Linked DNA regions of Homo sapiens: region 2 is linked to region 1. Evidence: chromatin contacts called from ENCODE Hi-C or POLR2A ChIA-PET data. All regions are on one chromosome and are shown on one strand. The core of a region is the stretch at or near the end of the contact, and the rest is flanking DNA. Distances in the headings are between cores, read along the strand shown. Region 1 holds the start of EEF1AKMT2 (EEF1A lysine methyltransferase 2). Region 2 has its middle 30 kb from the start of ZRANB1.

Region 1 (5,023 bases), core at 949-3,448:
AGGATGTAACGAGTTATGATGATCATGCCACTGTACTCCAGCCTGGATGACAGAATGACACCCCACCTCTCTAAAAAAAAAAAAAAAGTAAAAAATTAAAAAAGAATAAAAGAAGAGACATACTTTAAATCTACCCACTAAAGCCAGACTTAATCCAGGGTTCCCAGGATTTTTAGGCTTTCTTTGGGTATAAGCACTTGAATATATGCATTTTTTTTTTTGAGATGGAGTCTCACTCTGTCGCCCAGGATGGAGTGCAGTGGCGCGATCTCAGCTCACTGCAATCTCCGCCTCCCAGGTTCAAATGATTCCCCTGCCTCGGCCTCCCAAGTAGCTGGGACTACAGGCGCGCGCCACCATGCCTGGCTAATTTTTTGTCTAATTTTCGTAGAGACAGGGTTTCACCATGTCGGCCAGGATGGTCTCTATCTCCTGACCTCGTGATCTGCCTGCCTCGGCCTCCCAAAGTGCTGGGATTACAGGCGTAAGCCACCGCGCCCGGCGAATATATACGTATTTTTTTAAACACACACACATATACATATAATCTTCTAGATTATAACTTGATTCTTTTCCTAACTCACCAGATTTCACCTGTATCTCCATATTCTCGGAAAGTTTGCAGTTCTCTCTCATAGACAGCATCCCAACTATGTAAACAATGAAATGCAAAGCAAGACTCTTGAATTAAACTGTATTATGAATTAAATGTATGTTTCTAATACATTACAGAGCTATTTATGACAGAGGTTTAAACATCACTAGTGTTATTAATAAATACACATAGTTCAATCTTTTAACGTCCTTGAGTTAAAAGAAGGAAATACATGGGCAAGCAGAATACGTTTATACTGTACATGTAAAGCATTTAGGACAATATCTGATGCACAACAATAAGTTTTAGCCTAAAAAAACACAAAGACATTTGTCCACGTATCCCTAAGTCCCTGACCCAAGTTCAAAACTTGATGAAACAAGCACATCTGGTCTCAAGTGTGCAGGCACACAGTCTCTTTCCTGTGCTATTTGTCTCTGCCTATTCCAGTCTTCTAGCCCTCCGTTTAAATTTTCTCTGGACGCTTTTCTTCTTTTTTTGAGACGGAGTCACGCTCTGTCACCAGGCTGGAGTGCAGTGGCGCGATCTCGGCTCACTGCAACCTCCGCCTCCCGGGTTCAAGCGATTCTCCTGCCTCAGCCTCCCGAGTAGCTGGGACTACAGGTGTGCGCCACCACACCCCGCTAATTTTTGTATTTTTAGTAGAGACGGGGTTTCACCATGTTGGTCAGGCTGGTCTCGATCTCCTGACCTTGTGCTCCGCCCGCCTCGGCCTCCCAAAGTGCTGGGATTACAGGCGTAAGCCACCACGCACCCGGCCCTCTGAATCCTTTTCATTTGCCGTCTCTTTTCCTACAATGATTCTCTAGAATCCCTGCTCCCTCTCATCCCGCCAATTTACCTCTCCCCAACTGTTCCCTGCAGCCATTCATCCACCCACATTAATTCATTTAATAATTCCTGAGCGTCTGTTTGAGGTCAGATCGCTTTCTTTCACCCCAAGATCCCCCACTATCTCCCCGCTCCCGCCTCGGGTCATCCGCTATTCCCACCCCACTTCCAGCTCCCACATCCCTCCCCTCCTACTCAGCCTTTTCGGCTCCCAGGCCCAGCACTTCTCCCTCGGTCTCTCACTCTCGCCGACCAGCCCTATTCGCCAGCCTCGCCCTCTCCCCCTTTCCCCCAAGCCTGGCCCTCAGGTTCGAGACTCCCAAAAGGCCTCCCAGGAGCCAAAGCCTGTCCCGCACCCACAAGCCCCTTGGGCTCCAATCCCTTGAAACGTCGGTTAACCGCGTAGGGCGACCCCTAGGGATTCCACTCTTTGAAATCCCCGTAAGCCCCCCGCCAGGTGGCCCTGCTCCCGTCACGCCCCCGAGGGTCTCCCTGTCCCTGAGCCCCGGGTCTCCACCCCGCCGTCCCCTTCTCGGGGCCCAGGCAGGGCGGCACGGCTCATCCTCCCCTGCCCAGCGTCACACTCACTGCTCGCGGGTCCCCAGCGCCGACGGGACGAAACCGTCCTCCCCGGGACTGCCCTTGTCCGACCGCGCCGCCACCGCAGCGCCACCGCCGCCGTCAGCGCCCGAGCTCATTTCGCTCCACGTCCTGGACGGCCGTTGGGGCCGCCATAGAGACGGGGCACAGGCAGAGCGGACGAGCGGACCGGCGCCTCTAGGCGGCGGGAGGCCGCCCTCTCGACTGCTCCAGCCCCCGCGCTGGGGCTGGGATGGGGACGCGACGCCCTCTGCTCTACCCCCGGCTCCCTGCGCCGGCGGGGACCGTGCGCTCTCCCCACAGCGTTAGTGGCATCCCCTTCGTCGAGGTCCAAGAGCGGCTGTATTTGGGGACTGCTGTTCGTGAGGGACCATTAGAGGTATTGCATTTTGGAAAACGGCTGGCTTCCGCACCGTGGACACCTAAAGCCGACGCCGCTCTACCCAAACGCAGAAATCACTTCACCTCTCCACTGCGTGCGCCTGTCTGCGAAGCGGGTGCGAGCGTCCATCCAGTTATTTGGCTCCTTGGCAAGAGGCCAACTTCGTTTCTGGCTAAGATTCTGACTTGAAAACCGCGTTCTGGCCTCTTGTGACTTGATGTCACCGGTAGACGTGGAAATTTATGTCCAGGGAAAGGAATGCCCTGCAACTCTCCACAATACGCCAAACACGGGGATCAGTGTGTTGTGGAAGAAAGACTGCTAAGTGAGAGGATGCCCGGATAAGCCTCAGCTCTGCCTCGACCCAGGCACCTGGCCTTGCTTAAGTTTGTTTTGTTTTGTTTTGTTTTGTTTTGTTTTTTGAGACGAAGTTTCGCTCTTGTCGCCCAGGCTGGAGTGCAATGCAATGGCGCGATCTCGGCTCACCGCAACCTCCGCCTCCCGGGTTCAAGCGATTCTCCTGCCTCAACTTCCCGAGTAACTGGATTACAGGCGGGCGCCACCACGCCAGGCTAATTTTGTTTTGTTTTGTTTTTTAGACGTAGTCTCGCTCTGTCGCCCAGGCTGGAGTGCAGTGGCTCGATCTCGGCTCGCTGCAAGCTCCGCCTCCCGGGCTCACGCCATTCTCCTGCCTAAGCCTCCGGAGTAGCTGGGACTACAGGCGCCCACCACCACGCCCGGATAATTTTTTGTATTTTTTTTAGTGGAGACGGTGTTTCACCGTGTTAGCCAGGATGGTCTCGATCTCCTGACCTCGTGATCCACCCGCCTCGGCCTCCCAAAGTGCTGGGATTACAGGCGTGAGCCACCGCGCCCGGCCTAATTTTGTATTTTTAGTAGAGACGGGGTTCCTTCATGTTGGTCAGGCTGGTCTCGAAGTCCCGACCTCAAGTGATCCTCCCGCCTCAGCCTCCCAAAGTGCAGGGATTACAGGCGTGAGCCACCGCGCCTGGCCTCTTGTCTAAGTCTTAACCTCTGTGTGTTTCCTCCCTGTACCATGTCAGAACTAGACGGTGTCTTTGTTCCACAAAACTGCTCCCAACCCGCGAACCGGAGATTGCATCTGCCTCTGGGTCTGAGTGCCATTGGTAGATCTGCAGTATAATACAAGAGATCTTATGGGCCAAAGTCTGGGGTATTTTCTGTAGTAGCTGTGAAATACTGCTGGTCCTATGTCCTAGGCAAGGCCCTCAAATGCCCCTAGCGAGACTGCCTTCCAACCAAAAGGAATTGTTTGCTAGGCCACGTTTCTGTTGTCTTGGCAGACAGAAGCCCAGTAACAAGTCCCTAAAGATAAAATAGCATCAGAAATCCTTCCTAGGATCGGATGCGCATCTCCTATAGATGCTGTTCTGAGATCTTCAGGCAGCCACTAGTGATAGGGTAAGATAAAAGGCAGACAGGAGGCCGGACACGGTGGCTCACGCCTGTAATCCCAGCACTTTGGGAGGCCAAGGCAGGCAGATCACGAGGTCAGGAGATAGAGACCATCCTGGCCAAAATGGTGAAATCCTGTCTCTACTAAAATACAAAAAATTAGCCAGGCATGGTGGCGCGCGCCTGTAGTCCCAGCTACTTGGGAGGCTGAGGCAGGGGAATCATTTGAACCTGGGAGGCGGAGATTGCAGTGAGCCGAGATTGCGCCACTGCACTCCAGCCTGGCAACAGAGTGAGACTCTGTCTCCAATAATAAAAAAAAAAAAAGGCAGATGGAAATCCTTGTGCGTAATGATTAAAGTAAAGGCCGGGCGCAGTGGCTCAAGCCTGTAATCCCAGCACTTTGGGAGGCCGAGGCAGGCGGATCACCTGAGGTCAGGAGTTCGAGACCAGTCTGGCCAACATGGCGAAACCCCATCTCTACTAAAAAGACAAAAATTAGCCAGGCATGGTGGCAGTCGCCTGTAATCCCAGTTACTCAGAAGGCTGAGGCACGAGAATTGTTTGAACCAGGGAGGCGAAGGTTGCAGTGAGCCAAGACTGCACCACTGCACTCCAGCCTGGGCGACAGAGTGAAACTTTGTCTCAAAAATAAATAAATAAATAAAATAAAATAAAATTCAAGAAAGAACTTAGGTAACCTTATTACAGAGCAATAAAACCACCGGATGACCCGGCCAATTAGTGCTGCCCTGGGCAAGCGGTTGTTTTGATCTTTTCTAGGTTCTAGATGCTAGAGAAAGCAAGCTTGAGTGGGGCTGAGTGAGGCTTTAAAAGTTTTAGGTCAGCCGGGTGCGGTGGCTCACGCCTGTAATCCCAGCACTTTGGGAGGCCGAGGCGGGCGGATCACAAGGTCAGGAGAACAAGACCATCCTGGCTAACACGGTGAAACCCCGTCTCCACTAAAAATAAAAAAAAAATTAGCTGGGCGTGGTGGCGGGCTCCTGTACTCCCAGCTACTTGGTGGCTGAGGCAGGAGAATGGCGTGAAACCGGAAGGCGGAGCTTGCAGTGAGCCGGGATCCCGCCACTGCACTCCAGTCTGGCCAACAGAGCGAGAAACGGTAATCCCAGCTACTCAGGAGGCTGAAGCAGGAG
Region 2 (5,023 bases), core at 858-3,357, 120 kb after region 1:
ATACAACAGCCAGGCGCGGTGGCTCACACCTGTAATACCAGCCTGTGATCCCAGCTACTCGGGAGGCTGAGGGAGGAGAATCGCTTGAACCCGGGAGGCGGAGGTTGCAGTGAGCCGAGATTGTGCCATTGCACTCCAGCCTGGGCAACAAGAGCGAAACTCCGTCTCAAAAAAAAAAAAAAAAAAAAAAAGACATAGTACTGGCTGGGTTTAGTGGCTCACGCCTATAATCCCAACACTTTGGGAGACTGGAGGATCACTTGAGCCCAGGAGTTTGAGACCAGCCTGGATAACATGGCGAAACCCTGACTCTATAAAAAATAAAAAAATTGGCCAGGTGTGGTGGTGCGTGTCTATAGTCCCAGCTACCCAGGAGGCTGAGCCTGGGAGGTTGAGGCTGCGGTGAGCTATGATCACAACACTGCACTACAGCCTTGACGACAGAGTGAGACCCTGTCTCAAAAAAAAAAAAAAAAAAAAAAAAAGAGACTCAATACAACTTCAACATTTTTTTTTCCTAATTCCGTAAGTCTAGCTTACAGGGATACTTAGTTGAAAAATCTACAAAAATTTCTTAGTCTGGATATAGAGTGACTGTGTTCCTATAAGCACAAATTTATACCCATCAAGATGAGACCAGTCCTAGCACAGACCAGGATTTTGAAATGTCAAACAAGCTGTATTTTCTCTGATGCTTCACAAGCATATCTGGTCCTCTCAGGAGAGATTTTTTTTTTCAGGCAGATTTGTGGTGGACATAGAGGAAGGTCACAGGATGGTACTATGTTCCACAAAACTGTGTCCTGTACTGCATGCATACAGATTAGGCAACATTATTAAATACGTTTATTTCCTTTCTTTCCTTCCTTCCTTCCTCCCTCCCTCCCTCCCTTTCTTTCTTCCTTTTTTTTTTTTTTTGAGACAGAGTCTTGCTCTGTCGCCCAGGCTGGAGTGCAATGGCGTGATCTTGGCTCACTGCAACGTCTGCCTCCCGGGTTCAAGCAATTCTCTTGCCTCGGTCACCCGAGTAGCTGGGATTACAGGCACCCACCACCACGACTGGCTAATTTTTTGTATTTTTAGTAGACATGGGGTTTTGCCATGTAGACCAGGCTGGTCTCGAACTCCTAACCTCAGGTGATCCACCTACCCGGGCCTCCCAAAATGCTGGGATTACAGGAGTGAGCCACCGCACCTAGCCTGTTACATTGCATTTTCTACTGTTAAGATGTTTTTTCCACTTGGGAATCATGTTGATCATACACAGAGAATGGAAGATACGTTGCAGTTTATACAAATGACATTTTCTGCAACGCGTCTGAGAACATGTTCTTGTAACAACTGAACATTTCTAACATTTCTTTTGAGGGGAACACCCATTTTATAACACTTTCTACTTAAAAGCACAGATCCCTCAAAGACCCTGAGTAAGCTGGATCCGTTACCATTTCCTTTAGCAGAGCGCCTTCGATTTCCCTTAGCTGCATATGTCCACCTCTGCGGGGGGCTCCACAGCCTCAGCCTGATCTTTCCGTCCTAGGCCTGATTATGGACTGCCAAGACTTTTTGGAGAAAGCAGTTTCTTGTCGCTCTTCTTTTTTCATTCTTCTTGATTTGCTTCCCTCTAACTATTGTCCCGAATCTCCTCCAGTTTCCAGAGCAACCCTCAGCAGGAGACTCTGTGCTTGATTCACCAAGGAGGAGAAAGGGTTTGAACTCCACTCCATCACCTCTGTCTCACCCACCAAAACCTCCCTAGAGCTGTTTTTCACAGCTTCCTCTCCTCGTTTCTGAGGAAGATAGGGCTTTCTTGCTTGCCAACACAAATCACTGTGCTCTGAATTTTACCTCCCTTCTGGATTTCAGTCCTTTTACCCCCTCTACATCTCTCCTCCATTTATAAAAGTGCTCAGAGATGCCCATTCTTTAAAATAAATACCTAAAAGAAAACAAAACCTTTCCCTTATTTTTGTTACTGCCCTAATCTAGTCTTATATCTCCTGCTTTCCTTTCACTGCCAGACGTCTTGGACTTGTGGTTTATAATCACATGGCTTCAGCTTTTGAAACTTGGCTTCTCTCCCTACCATCCTACTGAGAACTGTTCTCTAGAAGGTCACTGAGTCTCTTGTTTGTCAGATCCAGTGGCCTTTCCTCCGTTCTAATGCTCGAAATCTGTAGCATCTGACAATTTTTATTACCATGTGCTTCAGGCTCACTGTACCCTCGGCTTCCAGAACACCGTACTACCAGCTTCATCTCCTACCTTTCTGACCACTCCTCTTTTTTTTTCCTTCGGTAGTTCTTTCTTCCCCACTCCTGTGGCTTCCATACTAAATTCTACATAGAGAGCTCCCTGATGTTGATCTCCAGGATTGCCCTACACATTTCAGACCAGCATTTCCCCCACCAGCCATTCCCTTCCTCCTGAGTCCAGGATCTCCTGATTCAAGGGTCCACATCTCCTCTGACCCAGTTCCTCTCTTGCGTGTCCCACTGTTGCACATACTGCCGTCACTCAGAGTTCACGGACTTTTTTTTTTTTTTTTTTTTTGGTGACAGGATCTTGCTCTCTTGCCCAAGCTGGAGTGCAGTGGCATGATTATAGCTCACTGCAGCCTTGAACTCCTGGGCTCAAGCAATTCTCCCTCCTCAGTCTCCTGAGTAGCCAGGACAACAGGTGTGAGCCACTGAGCCTGGCAGGTTAAAAATTATTTTTTGTAGCAATGGGGTCTCATTATGTTGCCCAGTTTGGTCTTGAATTCCTGGCCTCAAGCGATCTTCCACCTTGGCCTTCCCAAGTGCTAGAATTACAGGCATGAGCCACTGCTCCTGGCCCACTCTCTGACTTTTGATTCTTTCTTCTGCCTCAGAGTTAGTCACTGGCAAATTCTGAACATTGCACTGTCTCCCATTTCACTCTTGGCCCTCCTTTCCATTCCCACAGCTACTTTGGTTTTAGGTCCTTGTCTCTTCTCTGCCCCTGTTTCTACTTCTGCCCTCATTTGTCTCACAGACATTCCAGGTAAAGGTGGGCAGCTCCAATACTGGCACCTTCCTGCTCAAAACCTCTTTATGGCTTTCTACTGTTAATGGAACTACAGATCCACAATTTTGCATGCAAAACTTTCACAAAAATGCAATATGGATTTATGAACTCTACAGTTAGTTTGGGAAAAACTGAAATGAAAGCCAGAACAAACTATCAACAAAACTATACTGTCTCTACCCTTTACTACAAAGGTTTTTTTTTTTTTTGAGATAGGGTCCTGCTCTGTTGTCCAGGGTGTAGTGCAGTAGTGCCATCATGGCTCACTGCAGCCTGGACCTCGCAGGCTCAAGCAATTCTCCTGCCTTGGCCTCCCAAAGTACTAGGATTAGAGGCATGAGCCACTGCACCCAGCCTAATATAAGGTTTCTAAGAAAAGGAAATTAAAAACCCCAAAAAGACAGTGGATACTTTTTCCAAATGAAATATTTCTCAGAGTCCAGATAAACATAAGTAGAATGTCAATTCGGTAGGTGTGCCAAACAGCCACCGTTCTGTAACTGTGACAATGCCCTCTGCTGTATTTATTGATGATATCTTTTTAATTCAAATATAGTGGAACATTTGACCATGGAATCAAGAGTTCTGTGTTCTGCTGGGCATGGTGGTATGTGCCTGTAATCCTAGCATTTTGGGAGGCAGAGGCAGGAGGATCGTTTGAATCCAGCAGTTCAAGATAAGCCTGGGCAACAAAGACTTTGTCTCTACTAAAAATTTAAAAATTAGCCAGGTATGGTGGTGCATGCCTGTAGTCCTAGCTACTGGGAAAGCCAAGGTGGGAGGATCACTTGAGCCCAGGAGTTTGAGGCTGCAGTGTGCTATGATTGCACCACTGCACTCCAGCCTGGGTAACAGAGTGAGATCTTGTTTTCACAAAAATAAAAAAATAAAAGAAATAAAGAGTTATGTGTTCCTGTTCGAATTGCAGAGTTAATTGGTCTAGCTCTTGTTAAGTCACTTAACATCTTTAGGCATTAATTTCCATATCTGCAATCTTTTGGGGTTTGAGGACTGTTTTGTCGGTAGTTCTCAATACTGGCTGCACGTTTCAGGTACCTGGGGAGTGGGTTTAAAACACATCCACAGGCCGGGCGCGGTGGCTCATGCCTGTAATCCCAGCACTTTGGGAGGCCAAGGCAGGTGGATCATGAGGTCAGGAGATCAAGACCATCCTGGCTAATATGGTGAAACCCCGTCTCTACTAAAAAATACAAAAAAAAATTAGCCGGGCATGGTGGCGGGCGCCTGTAGTCCCAGCTACTCAGGAGGCTGAGGCAGGAGAATGGCGTGAACCCGGGAGGTAGAGCTTGCAGTGAGCCAGGTTCGTGCTACTGCACTCCAGCCTGGGTGACGGAGTGAGACTCTGTCTCAAAAAAAAAAAAAAAAATAAATAAATAAAAATAAAAAATAAATCAAACAAAACATATCCATGCCCAGGCCCCCCTCTTAGGGATTGTTTCGATAGGACATCTGTCTCTCTCTCTCTCTTTCTATTTTTTTATTTGTTTGTTTGTTTGTTTTTTTAGACAGAGTCTCACTCTGTTGCCTAGGCTGGAGTGCAATGACACGGTCTCGGCTCACTGCAACCTCTGCCTCCTGGGTTCAAATGATTCTCGTGCCTCAGCCTCCCACGTAGCTGGGGTTAAAGGCACGTGCCACCATGTCCGGCTAATTTTTGTATTTTTAGTAGAGACAAGGTTTCACCATGTCGGCCAGGCTGGTCTCAAACTCCCGACGACCTCAGGTGATCTGCCTGCCTCGGCCTCCCAAACTGTTGGGATAATAGGCGTGAGCCACCGTGCCCGACCTATAATTACAGGTCTTTCTTTCTTTCTTTTTTTTTTTTTTTTGAGACGGAGTTTTGCTCTTGTTGCTCAGGCTGGAGTGCAATGACACAATCTCAGCTCACTGCAACCTCCGCCTCCGGAGTTCAAGAGGTTCTCCTGCCTCAGTCTCCCAACTAGTTGGGACTACA

The links. A loop is a pair of places that touch in the nucleus more often than their neighbours do. ChIA-PET counts read pairs that join two places held with the same protein, here RNA polymerase II (POLR2A). Pooled maps may share reads with other maps.
Region 2: a loop to region 1 is called in a map of gastrocnemius medialis, with 2.6 times the contacts of the local background. The contact joins the enhancer-like site here to the promoter of EEF1AKMT2 in region 1. A Hi-C loop is called at or near these places in 32 of 168 maps with a recorded cell type or tissue (B cell, CD14-positive monocyte, CD4-positive, alpha-beta T cell and 22 more), 29 of 37 single-sample maps with no recorded cell type and 39 of 50 pooled maps. POLR2A ChIA-PET finds 5 or more read pairs at or near these places in 21 of 52 experiments (CD4-positive, alpha-beta T cell, CD4-positive, alpha-beta memory T cell, CD8-positive, alpha-beta T cell and 16 more).

What each region holds. Positions count from the first base shown.
Region 1 is chr10:124,789,689-124,794,711 of GRCh38, forward strand. It overlaps EEF1AKMT2 (EEF1A lysine methyltransferase 2), which reads right to left and starts at 2,199. Exons shown (of 7, transcript NM_212554.4): 1 at 2,036-2,199; 2 at 585-650. The coding sequence starts at 2,145. RefSeq lists enhancers at 2,151-2,875, 2,503-2,812, 2,876-3,598 and a silencer at 2,313-2,372.
Region 2 is chr10:124,909,810-124,914,832 of GRCh38, forward strand. No RefSeq gene overlaps it. Among named protein-coding and RNA genes, the nearest start is that of ZRANB1, 30 kb to the right of the region's middle. Within about 2 kb of position 2,108, at least 4 of the 41 ENCODE cell types and tissues checked have a DNase peak (open chromatin) inside an H3K27ac peak, as active enhancers do; they include gastrocnemius medialis, where a contact is called at or near this core.